4 separate regions of the Homo sapiens genome follow, and regions 2, 3 and 4 are each linked to region 1. Evidence: chromatin loops called from intact Hi-C (ENCODE). Cell type or tissue: GM12878. All regions are shown on one strand.

What was found. A loop is a pair of places that touch in the nucleus more often than their neighbours do. Peaks named below come from ENCODE experiments on the same cell type or tissue, not always from the same donor. Only the 100,000 strongest peaks of a DNase experiment are listed, where the experiment ranks them.
Region 2: a loop joins it to region 1, with 4 times the contacts of the local background. A loop is called at or near these places in 3 of 110 quality-filtered maps.
Region 3: it touches region 1 in a loop (2.4-fold over the local background); 2 of 110 quality-filtered maps call a loop at or near these places.
Region 4: it touches region 1 in a loop (6-fold over the local background); 5 of 110 quality-filtered maps call a loop at or near these places.

What each region holds. Positions count from the first base shown.
Region 1 is chr2:152,562,712-152,567,711 of GRCh38, reverse strand. The region is part of intron 6 of FMNL2 (formin like 2); the gene reads right to left. Among named protein-coding and RNA genes, the nearest start is that of PRPF40A, 150 kb to the left of the region's middle. RefSeq lists an enhancer at 2,555-2,644. In GM12878, no CTCF peak of the experiment used is centred here; DNase peaks (open chromatin) are centred at 851, 1,281 and 2,701; H3K4me3 peaks cover 410 bases; H3K27ac peaks cover 1,771 bases.
Region 2 is chr2:152,495,262-152,500,261 of GRCh38, reverse strand. All of the region lies in intron 1 of FMNL2 (formin like 2), which reads right to left. Among named protein-coding and RNA genes, the nearest start is that of FMNL2, 160 kb to the right of the region's middle. In GM12878, no CTCF peak of the experiment used is centred here; a DNase peak (open chromatin) is centred at 2,487; H3K4me3 peaks cover 683 bases; H3K27ac peaks cover 884 bases.
Region 3 is chr2:152,046,053-152,051,052 of GRCh38, reverse strand. The region is part of intron 2 of CACNB4 (calcium voltage-gated channel auxiliary subunit beta 4); the gene reads left to right. Among named protein-coding and RNA genes, the nearest start is that of CACNB4, 50 kb to the left of the region's middle. RefSeq lists an enhancer at 310-931. In GM12878, a CTCF peak has its summit at 2,843; a DNase peak (open chromatin) is centred at 3,822; H3K4me3 peaks cover 695 bases; H3K27ac peaks cover 3,087 bases.
Region 4 is chr2:152,505,062-152,510,061 of GRCh38, reverse strand. All of the region lies in intron 1 of FMNL2 (formin like 2), which reads right to left. Among named protein-coding and RNA genes, the nearest start is that of FMNL2, 170 kb to the right of the region's middle. In GM12878, no CTCF peak of the experiment used is centred here; DNase peaks (open chromatin) are centred at 3,011 and 4,327; H3K27ac peaks cover 1,649 bases.

The sequences.
Region 1 (5,000 bases):
CAGAATTGTACCAGTCTTTTATGGTTCCAAGGTCTGGGCTAATAGAACTTTAACCAAGATTTGGGGTTTTAGGTTTCCTCTTTCTTATCCTTCAGACATGACATCACTTGGGCATATTTTTTCTATCAATTAAACTCATAAAATATATGATGCTAAAAAAAGGGGCCAGGCAGTTTTCTGACTGTCTCTACAGCCAAAAGAAATAGAGCTGAAACAGCTGAATCCAGATAATTCAAAGGAGAGGTAGAGGGATCAAGAAGAGAAAGAGGGAAAGAAAGAAAAAAGTAAACAAAATTCCTAATGAACTTTTAAATCAGGCATTGAAACGCTGTCTATACGTCCCATTAGAGGACCAGATAAGAGCTAGATCAGAGCCTCTAATCAAAGGTTTCAGTGCATACTTTTTGAATGGAGCAAATGAAAGGGGAGGCTGGCAACCCATCATATGAATGGAGAGTCACTATTAGCCTGATTTTTCTTATTTTTCATTATATTCCATTTGTCAAAGGCATTTGCTATTGGGGGGGCTAATTAATCAGGACATAGCCCCATGTGAAATGTGTCCAAGGAAACCATCTCACTCCTGTGACCTTTAAATGGAAATATTTCTATGTTCTTCCCATATTATCCCCTCTTTTCAAAAACCAACAAAATCACTGCCAATGAGCTGCAGTGACAATTTCACAGACTAACCTTCAGAATAGTACATAAACTGTCTCTAAACGACTTGCAGCCAGGCTCATCTCTTCACTGTCTCCTAAAGGAAGCATGCGGTCTTACCACTGAACCTCCGCTCAGATCACTCTCCTGACTTCTCCCTTTTCCCAGCCACCCCTCTGGGTCTTACTCATTGTTGTTTCACATCCACACCAAGTCTCGTGAATCACTCCCTAGGTTCTGCTGTTTACTCTCACCTCTACATTTCCGTATTGTTAGAGTTTGTTACACTCACATGACATTTCATATATGTGCTCATGTACACAAACATGTGTACACACAAACATATATATACTTAAGTCCCTTGTCAGCCACAAATCATATACAAATATATTATTTAATATATCTTTCTGTATCCTTAACCCTTGGCAAGGCACCCTTTACAAACTAAGTCCATAATCAGTCTTGCCCATGAAGGCACTGGACCACAGCTACAAGAATTTGCTGAGGCCTCTTCAGTGTTTTTTCCAATCCTTGATAAGCCACTTCAATTCAGATCCTGCCTCCTTCACTTACTGTTCGACCCAAGGCAAGTTGTTTCACTACTACTTCAGGCCCCAGTTTCCTCACAGTGGTATAACAGTAGCAATCTCACAGAGGCAGTAAACTGTGAACAGCAAATCCCCCGAGGCCCTTAGTACAGTGGCTGCCACACAACAGACATTTAAGAAAAGGCTTTCTCACCAATAAAAATTACATCAACGCTATCTGTATCTTTGTACCACTGAAAAATACTTTTAATAATTACTTCTATGAAAACCATCGCCAGGAATGGGACTGCAGTGTTAAAAATATATAAACAAGGACCTACATTTGAATTCTTCATCTCTTCACGTAAATCCACTAAGGATACAAGTGGTAAATATTCAGATAAGGACTATTCATGAAATGCCATTCCATTAAAGTAATTATCTTGGCTAGGCATGGTGGCTCATGCTTGTAATCCCAGCACTTTGAGAAGCTGAGCAGGAGGACTGTTTGAGCCCAGGAGTTCGAGAGCAGCCTGGGCAACATAGTGAGACCGTCTCTCTACAGAAAAAATTAAAAATTAGGCAGGCGTGGTGGCACACACCTGTAGGCCCAACTACTTGGGATGCTGAAGGGGGACGATTTCTTGAGCCCAGGAGGTTGAGGCTGTAGTGAGCTATGATCGTGCCACTGCACTCCAGCCTGGGCAACAGAACAAGACCCCATCTCAAAAAATCATCGTCATCATCATCATCATCATAAGAAAAACAAACTCTTACTCTGGAGGAGTGTAGAAGAAATATTAATGGTAGTTAATGTATTAAAGGCAATGTGGACCTTGGTGTTGTTTTTAAAGAAAAGATATTATTTGAAAATAAACCGTTGCAATGGGAATATGTAAACTATGGGCATATTCAGGAAAGTAAAAGAAGACAAAAAAATTTTAAGGAAAAAATGAGCGGGATTATATAATTATTTTGAAAAGATCATCCTTGGTTACAAAGATCAATAGCAAGGGTGAATCTTGGTTTCTGTCTTATGACTCTCTCTCCACTGGACAGCTCTCCACCTCCATCACAAAGCACCTGTTCCTGAAAGGACAGGTTCTTCTCTCATTCCCTAGCACACCTGATCTTTATATAGGGCTGTGCTCAACTCATGTTCTTTCACTTCCCCTCCACCTGGAGCAACCTTTCCTTACCCTGAGGACCAACTCTGGACATTGCCTAAAGTCCAGTTTAAATTTGTCCCTTCCTCCAAACCCTAAGTTAGTACTCCACCTCTTTCTTTAAAAACTCATTTACTTGCTATGTCATTTCTTACTCGAGTTAATAGCATTAACTTGGACCTTCTTAAAAATCAGAAAGTATTTTCTCTTGCATCTGAAATAACACAGCCTTTGTCTTCATAGATCTGATGTGCACATATGTGCCTATATGGCATTGTTAAATTTAGCTAGCTCTGTAGCCGCACTGACAGAAACCTATCTTAACCGAAGGCACACCACATTCTAATTTTAGAAGACAATACAAACCAGGTCTCTACTGCATCAATAGCAACAGTTTCCCTCTAGCCAAGCTGACAAATACATGGTAATACAGAATCCCATAGCTGATATGACTCAAGGGGTATGTTATGACATAAAATGTTTAACAATCAATTTTGAATAATTAAAAAGTAAAGTATGACTACAAGGAGGAAAATGTGTGTCAACATTAGAATTTGGTTAAAAAAAAAAAAAAAAAAAAAACCAACCTTGTATTTTAGAACGCAGTGTTTGTCTTTTTTTTTCTTGAGATTGAGTCTTGCTCTGTCACCCAGGCTGGAGTGCAGTGGCATGATCTCAGCTCACTGCAACCTCTGCCTCCCAGGTTCAAGCAATTCTCATGCCTCAGCCTCTCAAGTAGCTGTGATTACAGGTGTGCACCACCACACCCAGCTAGTTTTTGTTGTTGGTGTTGTTTTTTAGTAGAGACAGAGTTTCACCATGTTGGCCAGGCTGGTCTCGAACTCCTGACTTCAAGTGATCCTCCCACCTTTGTCTCCCAAAGTGCTGGGATTATAGGCATGAGCCACTGTGCCCAGCTGAACACAGTGTTTTTCATTTTTTTCTTTAATCATGCCCATTTACAATGTGTTTTAAATTTCCTGAAATCTCATTTTTTTTCTTCCAAGATTAACCAATCCTTTTGCCAAGTGGTATCAGATAAGATTAATATGTCTGTCTTATTATCGGGAGATTAAAAAGAAGAAACTAAAATCTGCATTTGGATACAGAAGACATATACTAATTAAACAAAGCTACCAGAATAAATCATTTTCATAGAGCATGAATTTATATACTTTTTCTTTTTCAAAAAAAAAAACAACCTGTGCTATTAAAATGCAAGATACTGTAAAGGTTCAAATTCTAAAAATGAGGAATCATAATATGATAACAGAGTGTATCAAAGTTTAAAAGGCAGCAGGCTTTATTCTAGTATGGCATGTCAGCACAAAGCCACAAGGTTATCATATTATAACATGGAGAGCAGTCGGATTGCCCTGCCAGCATGCACTGTGAACTCGCTTGGATGTCGTTTTCACCCGAGACTTATGAGATTTTCCGGTTTGAAGCCTCATCATCAGTATGTAAACTGAAGCTGCTCCAGAGGCAAGAGGGGAGAAGCAGCTCTAGTGGCAATGGAACTGAAAATACTCAGGCAGAGAAACCAATCTGGTGGTGGCATGAGAGATTAATGAAACCAGAGAAGAAGGAGACAGCAGGATGAGAAAGGACAAAGTAGAAGAGGAGAAGACAATCAGAAATGAGATGGCTAAAAGAAAAGGGAGGATGGTAAAAAGAAAGCCAAAAGTGAAGGCAGCGTGTGGAGAAGAGAAAGAAAGGGGAGAGAAGGAGGAAAAGAAAAAAATGTAAACAATGTTTGGGTATATGAAAAGCAACATGTACCATATGCCTGTACTTCTGATTGCTGTTTTTATGTCACAGATGCTATATCCAATGACCAAATACAGAATTAGAATCCAGACATAAATCCATGAACCACAAGAGCTGGAAAACTATTGATATACATTGTTTAAAAAACAAAACAAAAATCTAAGCTTCAGGTCCTTAAGTGGCATGAAAGTTACTGCCTTATCAGCTTTCTTGGGCTACTAGAAACCATAAAGCAGAATCAAAGGAAATTTAAATGTTCTGTTCTTGAGCTTGAAAATATTAAAACACAAAACAGAAGAATGTGGTATTGGTTTCTTAGCTGGTCATCTTCAAGCACACCTGCCAACCAGAAACATCATATATATAATGCCTATGTTTTTCCAGATACAATTTCCCTATCTGCATGCTTTTGGTCTGACTTTCCAATTTGAAATTAATTCTAGCAAGATCCACTTTGAAGCAAAACTGTGAAGCAAAACAGGCTGGCCTTGGATGTCCCTCGACCTCCAGCATCCAGGGTTACATCCCTCCCTGAACCTGGGAAGTTTCCCAGATTTTCCCGATTCTTCTGCTCTACTGGAAAAAATACTTTAAAAAGTAAGCATACTGAATTATTAACCAGAAAAACAAATCCTTACTAAGGTGGTAGCTTGGCAATACATGATACTTTCTAAGTGTCCAATGATAGAAAACCAAATTAAAATGTACTTTGTAAATTAAATCCCTTACAAATAATTACAGTTAAACTAGTGGTGAGAATTTCCATTCCAGTACCAAGGTGATCAGGAAATTCATCCTGAATTTCCAAGGTGATCAGGAAATTCTTCAGACAATTAGCCTTTCTTTATATATCTGCCAAATCAGCCCATATATTCCT
Region 2 (5,000 bases), 67 kb after region 1:
TCAGAGGATGATTTAGTTCTCACCCTCCTGCTCTCTTGGTGGGGCAGAAATATCCAATGATTCTTACTGTGATTTGTCAATTTTCCCCTGGGTGTTGCCTATAACAACATGTTCTCTTCACAGATTCCCCCACCCAAGTTGTTCTGCTCTGAAGTCAGCACTAATTCACTGTTCTGCTTTCATTAACATCTGCGGGTGAGCTCTAATAAAGTAAACCCAGCATTGCTTCAGGGGTCAATGCTCTATCTCCAGACTGCAAAAGAGAAAGCAGACAGACTTCCTCCAGGCTAGAGGAAAAAGAGAAAGAAACTCAGAAGAATTATTTAGTGCATCCAGAGTCGGGTTTTAGCCAACACAGTACAACTTATTTCTCCATGAACCAGTATTAGGAAAACCAAAAGCACCAGATCATCAAAATCACAAAAACAAGAACTCAGTGTACTGCTAATATGTGCATAAATGAATGTATTTATATGGATCATACTTATTCTAGGCTTGTGCCACAGAATAGAATTTTGTTAGAATCCCAAGTCTGGAAGGCTGATGGTTGAGCCTGCCAACCATCTGCCAGCAGAAACCTATTCACACACAAGCTTTCTCATATAGCTTGGAACCGATTCAGTCCTAAAAGACACCTACCTTGAAAAAAGCCTACACTAAGCCTTGAGTGACCTATCACAAAGTTGGGAAATCGTTTCACGAATCAGGCCCTTTTTTTCACTTCTGTCTAGTCATTTCTTTGATTTAGATTTTAGGTGGCCTTGAATAACTAATAGTCATGAGTACAAGACCTTCCAGAGCTATGTTATATGAAATCCCCAACAGCAGCAATCACAACAACCCAAACACTCAGCTTCCTCCAAAAGCAACCAGCAAGAGGCCTGCAGAGAGAGGGAAGCCAGGCCTCAAGGCTGGAACTCTCAGGACTTTTGACCATCATCAGGAACATCACATCCAGGCAAATTCTGATTCATTCATTCCTTTGTGCCTTTCCTTTTTCTGAAGCCTCAACAGCTTTTTAGCTGTGAAGTTGGATGAGCTTAAAAGGAGGTTCGAAATATTGATCCTCTAGAATCTGCCTTCTCATCAACACTTTTCCACTGGGACTTTGACTCCCCAATCAGGCTTCACAGAAAACATAGCTGACCAAGCTCCCGGAGAAGAAAAGCTCTTTACTAACACTTGGTTCTTCTACGTTAAAATGCCATTGACCCCTCCCATCCTACTCAAGTTATAATTAACTAAGGGCCCCTTTGCCCTTCACGGTTATTGCCTTACAGAAAGATACATGAACCACATAGGCCCTTTATGTTTACAAAGATGCCAAATTCCTTCACTAATTAAGTTGAAGGGGGACTAATTCTGCCTCTTTCTGAAGTAGGAACCATTTGCCATGTTTTCAATAATGCACATGAATGGTGAGGTCTCTGAACATTCAGGTAAGTACATTTGTTTGTCTTCAGTTTTATTTTCCTTGATGATCTCCCAAATCTCAGTATTCTCAAGGTTTTAAAGAAAAAGGGTGGTGGTAGAGAGATTCCTGATATAAGACAGCAACAATATATGTTACACAAAAACATTATCGTCAGTAAAATCTGCCAGAAGATCGAAATGCAGAGCTGAAAGAACAATGTGACAATATTATATGTTGTGACAACATAGAAGTAATACGACTTAAACAAATAGAAGAAGGAAGAGTAAAACTGGAAATTTGACTGAGTTCATGGATTGGTGTACAGGAAATAGGTAAGGGTTCAAGAATATCCTTAAAAACTGACAACCCAGATAATATAAAGTTAAATAAGAAACCTGTGGCTGTGGGCATTTTTTTAAAAAAAATGGTAAAATACAAACATAACACTAGAACAGAAATTCAAACCCTAACTGCCAAAATTAGTATTTTTAATAAATTGAACAAAAACTCTACATCTCATGGAGAAAAAGCATAGACAATATAACAATACTTTTTCAAATTTTTGCACTTGGAGGCTATCTTGCAATTCTACCTATAGTATGCTACATGGTAAAAGGTGAATTTTAAGATAGCCTCCAAGATTCCTGCTTTCTGGGGCACATGTCATATATTATCATCTCCTCCTAACTGTAGATAGGTTATGAGTATGACATGACTTCACTCCCATGATTAGGTTACATTATATGGCAAAGGTGAAAGGGGATTATCCTGGGTGGGTCTGACCTTAAGAAGTATACCCTTTAAAGATAGTCTAGGGCTAGAGAAAATATTAGAAAAATCCAAAGCAGCAGAGCCACTACTAAGAGACAAACCAGGGAGAGGTCATGTGGGCAGCTTCTTGGAGATAAGGGCTTCAGTGCAACCACCGCAAGCAATGGAATTCTGCCAACAACCAGTTAGCTTGGAAAAGGACTCCCAAGCCTCAGATGATATCGAAACCCTGGCCAACACCTGAATTTCAGCCTGGTGAGTCTGAGCAGAAAAGCAGAAAACCCGACTAACCCATGTCCAAACTCCTGACCCACAGAAACTATGAGCTAATACATTTGTGTTGTTTTAAGCCACTAAGTTTGTGGCAATTTTTGTGCAACAACAAAAAATACCACCTTTCAAGTATAAAAAAAGGAAATAAGAAAATACAGTATGCATCTGCTGATGTGTGTAAAAAATATATATACAGGAAGGATAAACCAAGAAGTAATGAGATTATCTACAGAAAGAGGACAGGAATGAGTCAGAAAGAATGAGGAAGAAATGACACCTTCTGAGCATACTTTTCATGTATTTATAAGTCTTAGAACTGTGACAATATTTGACATCACCTAAAAATAAATAAAACCAACATGATTTTAATCAAAATGAAATAAGAGAACCTAATGTATTACAAATGAACAAAAGCACAAAGTAGGTAGAGAAGAACCTAAATAACTTTAGAAAACAGTACTCTATTCTAACACTAAAAACAAAAAAAAATGCACACAAATGTTACATTCTAGTTAGCAAATTTCTCGTGGGGTATGTGTTAGCATTCTGAAAACTACTATGTGTGTAGCTTAGAATTGCACAAATAAGTAAACACATTGTGGATAATGACAACCAGGTTTCTCACATTCAGATAAAAGAGTTACATATAAGGGGGAAAGTGAGAATGAACCCTAAGGTTTTTAATATATAGATACAAACGTGTGCATATGTATATGTATACACATATACTTCCTAGCTCTATCTGTTGAGAACGGCTAGAAGTACTGACATCTTAGGAACAATAAGCACATCTAGCACCAAATTTTGGTTTCTATATACCTTTCTCTAATAAGGCGAACTAGAGCTTCTTAGAAAAATGACTGATTCCAGGGCTGGAGCAGGAAAAGAAAAAAAAAAATCCAAGATAAGCTTGGAACATCTTATGGTACCAAAAGTAAGAAATTGGTCCAAAAATTGGAACATGTCAAAAGAACATTACAAGCCAAATTTAAGGACCTCACAATAGCCAAATCTGGAACAATTTGAGCAATATAATAAATAATCATAGGAAGAGATTGTAACCCATAACCAAATATCCATGAATCCATACAGATATAAATAACTGAATAAATAATAAGAGGAGAAGGAATAGCTCACCCTCACAGAATTCTAACTCATATGACGGGATGACAGAAATTTAAAAATCACTATTTGGCAAACACCACAGTGATAATTGATGCAGCCAGGAAATCAACAAACGCTAAAATTAATTAGCAAATGTAGGATGTGAAACAAGATATTTGCAGAGTTGCAAAGTATCTCCCCACAAGACACTAATTACAAAGAGAAAAATCATAGCTTTACTGTGGAGACATCTGGCAGGCCCCACCTTAACCAAGTGATCAAGTTAGCAAAGTAACGAGACATGCAGATACCATGGGCATGTGATGATAATGCACTAATATGTACACAAGATCACTTCCACGATATTCTTGCCAAAAATGCCCAGCCTGAATCAAAGTCTATGAAATAACTGGTCAGTAATCCCCAAAATTATCAAAATCATAAAGAACAAAGACAGACTGACTGTTCCAAATTAGAAGAAACTGGAGAGACATAACAACTAAATGCAATGTAGGAACCGGCCCTAGATCCCGGACCCAGAAAAGGGCATCAGCAGGACAATGATTAATAGTATTGTGTCCCTGTTAATTTCCTAGTTTTGATCATCACACTATGATTATGTGAGACATTATTTGGGGAAAGTAAGAAAGATTATATAGCAACTAGTACTCCTTGTACTAGTTTGCAACTTTTTTTAAGTCTGAAATTCTTTTAAAATTAATCTTGCCACCTATAAGGTATGGGCTGATAGAAGATACACAAGCTTAATGCTGGGGTAAACATGGGGAATTACTATTGCCAACCTAATAGTGAAATGACTAGGGTAAGAAAGAAGCTAAGAAATACTAACGTAGAATCAGAACAGCTATCCACGTCATTCTCTAGTTCTTAACACTAAACAAGGCATCCTAGTTGATTGGCATTTCGTATATGCTTCCTGGAGGCAGGCAGGCAGGTAGGGAAGTGTGTGTGTATGTGTATCCTGTCCTCTCAACTAGGAGGTGTAAAAGCTTTTAGGGCATGAAAAAAATCTTTTTTTTTTTTTTGGTGAGACGGAGTCTCACTCTGTCACCTAGGCTGGTGTGCAATGGCACGATCTCGGCTCATTGCAACCTCTGCCTCCCAGGGTTCAACGGATTTTCGTGCCTCAGCCTCCCAAGTAGCTGGGATTATAGTAATGTGCCACCACACCCAGCTAATTTTTATATTTTTATTACAGACGGTGTTTTGCCATGTTGGCCAGGCTGGTTTCGAACTCCTGACCTCAAGTGATCCGCCCATCTCAACCTCCCAAAGTGCTGGGATTACAGGCATGAGTCACCACACTTGGCCCAGCATGAACATCTTAATCTATCTTTACATTCTATCTGATAATATGATCTACGTAGAATAGGAACACAACAAAACTTACTGATAATATGTACTTAATACTTCAAAG
Region 3 (5,000 bases), 520 kb after region 1:
CTCACATCTGTAATCCCAGCACTTGGGAGGCCGAGGTGCGCAGATCACTTAAGCTCAGGGGTTCAAGACCAGCCTGGGCAACATGGTGAAACCTTGTGTCAATAAAAAAAATTAGCTGGATGTGGTGACGTGCACCTGTAGTCCCAGCTACCTGGGGACCTGAGGCAGAAGGATCACTTGAACCCGGTAGATCGAGATCGAGGCTGCAGTGAGCCAAGATTGTGCCACTGCACTCCAGCCTGGGTGACAAAGTGAGACCCTGTCTCAAAACAAACAAACAAACAAGCAGAAAAACCCCACAAGTGGATATGCCTGCATTAAAAAAAAATTTTTTTTAGAGACAGAGTCTTGCTCTGTCACACAGGCCGGAGTGCAATGGCACAATCATGGCTCACTGCAGCCTCAAGCTTCAGGGGTTAAGTGATCCTCCTACCTCAGCTTCCCAAAGAGCTGGGATTGCAGGTGTGAGCCGCTGCACTGGTCTTGCATTTTCCTTTCCTCTACCAAACCTGGCTCCATTTGCTTGTTAAAAAAGCAGTGAGCATTAGTGGAATGTTAATGGTCTGAACGACTTTAACTTTCCATCTGGCTGTTACTCTCCAGGAAGTCTCTTTTCATTTGATTGCAACTGATTAGAGGTTCTTGTTCATGTTGCATTTGATGTGGCTCATTTAGAGTAAATCTAGTGGGTGATTTTCTCTCCTCTTATGTCCAGCATTCCAAAGAGCTCTCTTTTAGAGGTTGTGTCCGCTTCATCAATAGCAGATGATCACATTTCTGACCAGCCAGTGTGCCAAAAGGATGGAAGGCAAAGTGAGGGCTGAATTGTGTGTGGGAGAACCCGGAAACTTTCTTTCCTCGTCTTTACGTGACAGGCAGCGGGCCCAGCACACTATGTCACTTTGGAAAGTCATCTGTCCAGGGCAGCTGTGATAATGGTATTTCACAAAAAACCTGGGGCTTTCACCCAACATGCCAAATGCCAGCTTGGCCAAGATACATCCACTCAGCAGACTGACCCATGCTGGGATTCTGCAGACCAGATTAAAACATTTGGGTGTCCCATCTCCATACTGTGGTCTGGTTGGTTGAGATGCAGTTGCCTTGCAGACAAGTCGACACATTTGGCCCTCAGTAGAAGTTCCTCACTGTAGGTTAATGACAGTCACCAGTCAAACCAACATGGTCTTAACTTGAACGCTCTAAAAGGAATAAAATGGTTTCTTTTATTGGTTTATCAATTCATAGCCTAAAAGAGGAAGTTAGCTTGTCGCCTGGGCACCTGTGTAAGCCCTTGCTGCTCCATGTGGAAGATTCATGCTTTAGAACACAGCCTTTCTTTCTTTCTGTAGATTCGGATATTATAGGGAGACAGAATCTAGGGCTGTGGCTGGTGACCTACTTCCTTCTTATGGTGAAGAAGGTCAGGGAGAGAGAGAAAATGAGGAAGGGAGAAGAAAAAAAGGAAAGAAGGAAAGAGAGAGAGTGAGCAAGAGAGCCACAGAAAAATAATCATTATAATGAATGAGAAGAAATAAAGGGATCTGAAAAAAGAATGAGAAGGAGAAATACGGTTGTGAAACGAGAGGGAAAGAGAATGCAGGCCGGGTGCAGTGGCTCACGCCTGTAATCCCAGCTCTTTGGGAGGCTGAGGCGGGCACATCACTTGAGGTCAGGAGTTCCAACATGGCAAAACCCCATCTCTACTGAAAATAAAAAAATTAGCCAGTACTGGTGGCATGCACCTGTAATCCCAGCTACCTGGGTGGCTGGGGCAAGAGAATTGCTTGAACCTGGGAGGTGGAGGTTGCAGTGAGCCGAGATTGTGCCACTGTACTCCAGCCTGGGCAACAGAGTGAGACTCAAAACAAAAAAAAGTTTAAAAAAAAAAAAGAGAGAATGCAAATGGGGGAGAGAATGGTATCAAGGTATGAACAGGAAAACAAGTTATGATGGGTAAAGATATAGGGAGTGCTGAAAAACATACAAGGCTACCGCTTATGAATTCTTCCTTCTTTATCCTAGAAATTGCAATTGATTGTTACCAATGGCCTGGAGCTTGCATATTTCTCTTAAAAACCTAGCTCATGCCCTCTCTTGTGCACACCATACAGTCACCTGAGAGTATTCCAGTGCTTTCTTTGGTTCTTCTGCCTCCATCTGCTCTCTTCTTTCTTTTACCCTCCCCAACAGTTGGTCCCTAAAATAGTAGTACTTTAGATCTAGAAGCAACCTCAGAGAAGGGCTAAGATTTGGCTCTTTCACTTTACAGCTGAAGAAAAAGAAATCCAGCAAAATTAAATGATTTGCCCAAGGTCCTATAACCAGTGGACTGCAAGGCTGGACTAGAGGGCAGAGTTTCCATCCCATGGGTGCAGGCCAGGTCCTGAGGGACACGCTTCTCTCTGTAGAGAGCTGTCTCTCCTGCTCACATCCTGGGTAAATCCTTATTGGCAAAGAATAAGGTGGGAGAGAAGGTGGCCAACAAAGTGCTAGCTCTGCCAACTTCTCTCATCGTCAGGAGACAAGTGTTGCAGGTACTTTTTATTCTCTCCCTTTTAGTGTGGGGATGAAGTGGAGGCCAGTTGGTTTCCTATTGGACAGATTCTCTTTCTCCCTTGGATTCTGCCTGGCCGTCTGCTGATGGCCCCTTCTGGATGTAACACATGTTATCTGGAATAGCGCAGGTGGGGATGGGTGAAGAGCATTCAGATAGAAGTTTCTGATGGTAGTGGGCAGCAGGGTGGAATCTCACTTTAACCCACGGGTTCTCAGCTGGGGTGATTTTGCCCCCCAGGGAACTTTTGGTAATGTCTAGAGGCATTTTTTGTTGTTACATCTAGGGGGTGCTAGTGAGTAGTACATCTAGTGAGTAGAGACCAGGGATGCTGTCAGACATTCTCCAATGCACAGACAGCCCACCATAACAAAGAGTCATCTGGTCCACGATGTCAGCAGTGTTACCCAACTGAACTTGAGTCCTCTCACCCAGCATGCACAAAAATCCAAACACTGATACTAGGATTTGCAGGGAGAGAAAGTTAGGCGTTTGTGGCAGGGTGCCAAACAGAGAATTGAGCAGCGAATGCTTAAGACCTGAACTCTCCAATAGCTTACAAGCAAGAGATGTTTTGTTTTGTTTTGTTTTGTTTTTGAAACAGGGTCTTGCCTTGTCACCCAGGCTGGAGTGGAGTGGCTCAATCTCAGCTCACTGCAACCTCCACTTCCCAGGTTCAAGCAATTCACCTGCCTCAGACTCCTGAGTAGCTGAGATTACAGGTGCCTGCCACCATGCCCAGCTAATTTTTGTATTTTTAGTAGAGATAGGGTTTTAATTTACTGTGTTGGTCACACTGGTCTCAAACTCCTGACCTCAAGTGATCAGACTTCCTTGGCCTCTCAAAGTGCTGGGATTACAGGCGTGAGCCACCGTGCCTGGCTACAACTGAGGGGTTTTAGTTTTAAAGGCAGGGGTTCATTTCAAGAAAGCAGAAGTTACAAGCATAATCGTAAATCAATACATGGGTATTATACACTGGTTTGGCCCAAAAAGATGGGATATCTTGAAGTGAAGGTTACAGGTCGTATGTGGATTCAAAGATTTTTTGATTTGCAATTGGTTAAGGAAGTAAGAATTCATCTGAAAACTTGGGGTCAGCAGGAAGGAATGTCAGGGTTTGGCCTGTGGGCATAACTCTCTCTAGGCCCCTCAGGAAGAAATTGACAACAAAGAACTGTCCTCAGGGTTCAGTCTTCATTTCCCCCTTATTTGAGGTCTGTGTGACAGCGGTTGACATTTTCCATCTGGTAAGGGTTTGGGTTTCTGAAAAACGACTCAGGGACATATGTCAAGATGTTATTTTTAGTTTCTATAGGGAACCAAGCATCTCGTGAGTCTAATGTACTTGGGTGACTATTGTTACGCTATTTTTACCTTCTTGCTTAGCAGGTTATTTATTCATTTCCTTAGTTGCTGGCTGCATGGCTAGCTAGGTACCCAGAATTTCCCTTGAAGGGACTCAAATTTTTCTTTATTTTCAGGCTGAGAGGAAGCTGGGGAGGCCCCTAAGAGGGATCCCTACTCCATCTCAATAATGTTGAGGTGAAGAAATTTCACTTTGCCTGAATCTTTTTTTAGCAGAAGTTCAGTGCTCATAGCCCAGGATAGTCAGAGACCCTTTTTCCTAACTGGGTGGTAGCGCCTGGAGACAGTTCAGTGCAGATACTTGAGCTTGGACAAGCTGCCTGTGATGATAACCCTGTGATGAATTTCAGGGTTAATTAATTTAAAAAGTCAAGGTTTGCTGAAAACCAGGCAGAATTCTCATCTCCTTTCCCCTGGCTACAGCTCAACAGGCAGAGCTTACCTGCTTCTCCTCTGCTTAGGGCGACATCTTAAAAGGGCAGAAATAAGGACTGTCTTAGGTGTGGACTTCCAGTGGTCAAAGTGTAGTGCTGAATAGATAGAACTCTGTGAGTAGTCACGGTGGAGAATTAAACCAGAAAGGAAATGAGGGTGAGATGGAAGGAGGAGAGACAGATTTTATAAAAGGCAAAATAGATTCTCCTGTTTGCAGCAGTCAAGTTGAAACCAGCCATAGCTGTAGGCAAGAAATTATAGAGAGATTATCATCTTAGTGATTGTTCTGTAAAATTGCTCTAGGCCAAAGGTGCTGCTTTCACATTTTTGTAATTTAACCTCTTTTTACCTTCCTGAGCCACAGTGTGCATTTGTGTTTCTAATAAGCTGTCTTTTTCCAGGAAGGAATTTTGGTGATGTTTCTGCCTGTGCTCACATATAGAAAAGGGGTGCTACGTGTTCTGGGCCATTCTAGCCTCCCCTGAATGGACAATCCATATGATATAAAAATATACTGTTATATAATCAGAGTTTCCAGGTAAAATAATTGCCACTTCCTTCTTAATAACTCATTTTTGTTCTTGTTTATCTAAAAAGCTAACTAATGTTGATTTTATTTCTATATGATCAATTTATTTTT
Region 4 (5,000 bases), 58 kb after region 1:
AAAGCTCCAGATAGGCCGAGCATCATGGCTCATGCCTATAATCCCAGTACTTTGGAAGGCTAAGGTGGGAGGATCATTTGGGCCCAGGAGTTGGAGACCAGCCTGGGCAACATAGTGAGATCCCATCTCTACAAAGAGAAACTTTTTTAATTGGCCAGGTGTGGCTGCATGTGCTTATAGTCCCAGCTACTCAGGAGGCTGGGGCAGGAGGATCACTTGAGCCATGAGCTCGAGGCTGCATTGACCCATGATTGTGCCACTGCACTCCAGCCTGGGCAACAGAGGAAGACCCTCTCTCAAAAAAAAAAAAAAAAAAAAAAAAAAGGTCCAGAGTACAGATATACCTTCTCTTATACTCCAGGCCTGGACCTGACCTGCCTCTCCTACCATCCCACTCACCTTCTCTCCATCAAACTTACATCTCAACCCAAGACCTGAGTCTTCTATATACCATGTTTGGGGTGACCTTTTCTTTGTATTATCTCTAATAGCACTTGTTCAAGGGACCAAATGTGACCGTATTGGTTGCCATTTCACATGTGTACACTTTTTATCCAATGAGAGGGAAAGTTCTCTGGCATATTTGGATGCTTTCTATAATACTCAGAACATGGACAGATACACAATACACATCTAACAGTTATGAGTTGAGCAAAAAAAAAAAATCCCATAATAAAATTAATTCTGATGTGTGGTACATGGAAATTTAGAATTTATACATACAATGCACAACAACTATAACATTAAATAATAGATTATTTATTAAATATGGCTGAACTAAATCATATTATAAACAGGTACCCTTAGATACCTCAATAAGAAGTACCTCTTTCTTGTTGGGGCATAAGGTTTTCAATGTTTGTCTATTTGGAGATAAAAAGGTTCATGTGAAATAAAATCCATGTCATTTGAGTTATGCCTGGTTTTATATTCTCACACCACAGTGGTACATTCTAGGTGTAAAGTGCTACCCAAGTGTGTGGTCTGGTTTCAGCCTAAAACAAGGAAGCATGGTGACATGTGCACTGCATGCACCAAGCAAGGCAATAAGAAGAAAGCATTTTCCAGGGTGGGCGCACACCTACATTTACAGACAAAGAATTTCTGGGAAGCAGGCCCTAGAGTGTGCACTATTCCATTTTAAGTGCTGGACTTGGTTGTGGGCAAGAAAAAGGAAAAAGCAAGCATGCATGCAAGACAGAGATGAAAATGGGCGGGGGGTGGCAGGATGCAGAAATCTGACTGTATTGACCCTCTGTGCGTCTCAGCTGGGTAAACCACAACAGTAGGCCTGGGGGACACGACCCTGGCTGCTGAACTCAGTACACCCACTCAATATGTTCTGGATGTAAACACTTTTCTCTTTCCTACAAAGCAGTGTTATGCTTCTCCAAAAGAGCTACAAGGATTTGGAAGAATGCCAAAATACCACATTGACCATTCAATCTTTGCATTCTTACATTCTATAACAACTCCGCCCCCATCACTCAAGAGATGAACCATAGCTAACTCACATGAACCAATCTATCCTTCTGCAAATTACACCTCAAGTCCTAAGGAGCCCAGGGCTAATGCAACGCACTTCATCCAGTACCTAATGTTGCTTCCCACCCAAAGTGTTTGCCAACTTGAAGCATACCTCTGATTTAGATCTGTCTTCTTCCAGAGGGAAATGCAACTCCAAGTGCAAATGAATCCCTGTTTGATTATTAGGTTTTATAGAGAAGTGACAGGATCAAGAGATTCCTAATTTTCAACTTGAGAAACTACTTAGCACTTACACACCTCCCTAAACAAGCCTTTAAAATCTGATCCTCCACACACCATCCTATCTCGGGGGTCTGTCGTTTCAGCGTTGCTGCAGTGTTCCATCCCAGTCAGCTGCCCACTGACAAATAGGTCCATTCATTGTCTCTCTCTTCTATACATATATTTATAAATGATAAGCACAATATATTCTCTGTTATTGCACATGGTTGGGCAACAGGCACACTGTTTAATAGAGAGGTGCCACACATACCATGCATGATTTCTAAGTGAATACGATTTATCAAATTAACACAAAAGCCATATTATCGTAACTTAATCTTTCTTTAATGACTCTGAAATAACTCCAGAATTTTAGAAAACGTCTTCTGGTCATCACAATAAATTACAATTACAACCTTTGGAATTACTCATACCTGGGTTCAAATTCCAATTACTAGCTGTTCACTCTGGCAAGTAACTAAATTTCTCTGAGTCTCGGTGTTTCTATTTGAAAATGAGAACAAAAAGATCTCCCTGTTAGGACCACCACGAAACACAAAAAGTACCTATCAAAACAGTAGTAGACACATGGACGGTAGCACAGTGTCCACAGAAGAGGCTGTGGCTGCAGACAAAGATTCTAGTCTTCAGGTAAAATAAGAAAATTTAAGTTTATATCACAGAACTGAAACTACTTGCTCGATGTTCATAGGCAAATCACTTAAATTACTTGAACTTTAGTCTCCTCATCTGTAAAATAAGGACAGTATCTACTCCAAGCGGATTTCAGGAGGAGCCTGATAGAAGAAGCTTTATATAGCAGGATTGTTATGAAAATCAAAAAGAAAATGAGAGAACACATGCAAAGTGTTTCATCAAGCTCAGTGCCTGACATAAGTGTTCAATAAACTTTAGCTATTCAGTACCAGAATATGATACAACCTAATTCAAAGAAGGGAGGGGTAAAGTGCTGGAGCATCTTAGTTTCTTTAACATAATGGCTTTGAGAGCTTCTCACACACAGACATAAAAATTTCTGGTGCCATAAACACAATGGATGTTTAGCTAACAGCCAAATAATGAACTAAATAGAAATGTCTAGATCTGTGGTTCTCAAATTGAGTGCCAAGGCACCCCCAAGCACTACAGTGAAATGAATGGAAGCTATGGGATTATTTCCAAAGGAAGCAACAAGACTCAAAATCAGAGACCGCACAAGCCACTAGCCTGAGGTGGTTCAAGTTTCTACCCTGAGTCACGCAACATTTCCTTTCCATAACATCTTACCTTTGCGAAACTGTTTTTTTAGCAGTTGCTGTGATAAAAGCAAGTAACAAGAGAAAATGAAAACTGAACAGGAAAGGAAGTGTGTGCACAATCTGAATTCAACGTGTGAAAGCTGTGCAGTGCCCCATAGCTACACACATATTGATAAGTAATTATGCTTTTAGAAGAATAAAATGAGTTTTTTCCTCACAATTTATATGTAATATTTTCTCAAACAGCCACTAAATTAGTAGAACATAAATAGTTGTTTAGACCTAAGTACTTAATAAATGGAATGGTTAGGTTTTTCTTTTGGTCTAGGAGGCACCATGAAAATTTTTGAGACACTAAAGATGCTATGACTGAAAAAGTTTGGAAACCTCTAGTCTAGATACTATCTACCTCCACCCCCATCACACCTGATATTACTACTTTCCCGCAGCACAGTACATTTTCCGTGTCCATGGGTTCCACATCTGTGGATTCAACCAACCATGGATCAAAAATATTTGAAAAAAAATGCATCTGTACTGAACATGTACAGACTTTCTTGCCACTATTCGCTAAACAATATAGTATAACAACTATTTACATAACATTTATACTATATCAGGTATTATAAGTAATCTAGACATGATTTAAAGTATAAGGGAGGATATGCATAGGTTTTAGGCAAATACATTCTATCAGGGACTTGAGCATTCATTGATTTTGGTATCCATGGGGAGGGGGTCCCAGAATCAGTCCTCCATAGATACCAAGGAAAGACCATATTCTAAAATAAAAGGCCCTCTATGAAGAATTTTAATCTTAAGCTGCATATGAGAAATTATTAAAACAGTTGGACATTGATTTGAGAAATAAATGCACAAATTTTTCAACTAAAGAAATTTTTATCATAAAAACGAGATATTTCCCTAGGGGTTCCATGTAACCAGGCTATCACATAGTACGCAGCACCCTAGTTACCTTGGCAAATAAACTTCAATCTAGGTAAGTTTTTTTCACATGTAACTTCTAAAGAAATCTTTCAGACTAAACACGGTTTCAAAACCATTTGCTAGAACTTAGCTTTGTGATAGAGTACAAATCTAAAATGCCTGCTGTCCTGGCATAATTATTAACAATGCCCCCTTTCACTCGAAAAGTACTCCAATCTGGATGATCAATTATATGGCCGCCCTGATTTACAAGCCAATTACATGTTGAAGAAATCAAGGTATGAATGTCTGCTTGTATTACTAGCTAAGCAAGAACGAGAGGTGTGATTCTGGGTTTCAGTTTTTTAAATAACTCATTATCAGACACTCGAAGACACGGCTGGAGCCGGCTGGAGCCCGATGACCCTTAGTATCCTTCTTCTAACCCACAGTCCTGTGACTCTGAAGTCACAATGGGTAGACAGTGAATCAGCACATCTAGCTGCCAAAGCTACTGACGAATTAGGCTCTGTACCTTACAGATTTCATGCACGTTTTACTAAGTTGTTGATAACCTGTAATAATAAGCCAAGTAATGACTTGGGTTTCCTTATTTAAAGAAATAAGAAGAAATGAGTAAAGAAAATATTACAAGAAAAGCAATTCATTAATTCTAAATTCTCCTTTGTTCAATTGTAACAAATTTAATATTTCATTTTAAAATAGTCACAGTTGGAATTGTTTCTAATTCTATCCATTTTTTTCCTTGTAACTCAACCTGCCCTTAGATAAATTTTAATATCTTTCTTCATACAAAACAACATTTCTTACTCATTAACACTATATTTTTTCTTCCCAAGAAACCCAGTGGCTGGTTTTCACACTTGACTCTCTACTATTCCTTTCTCTAAAAATGGAAGGTGCAAAGATTTTCTTTCTCACAAAATCTCTCATGCTTCAGGGTTTAAAAAAAAAAATCTTCTGACTTAGTAAATATAGACTCTCAAAGAATGAGCAGACTCGTGTGTGACTTTTCATAACATACACAGGACAGAAATACTACAA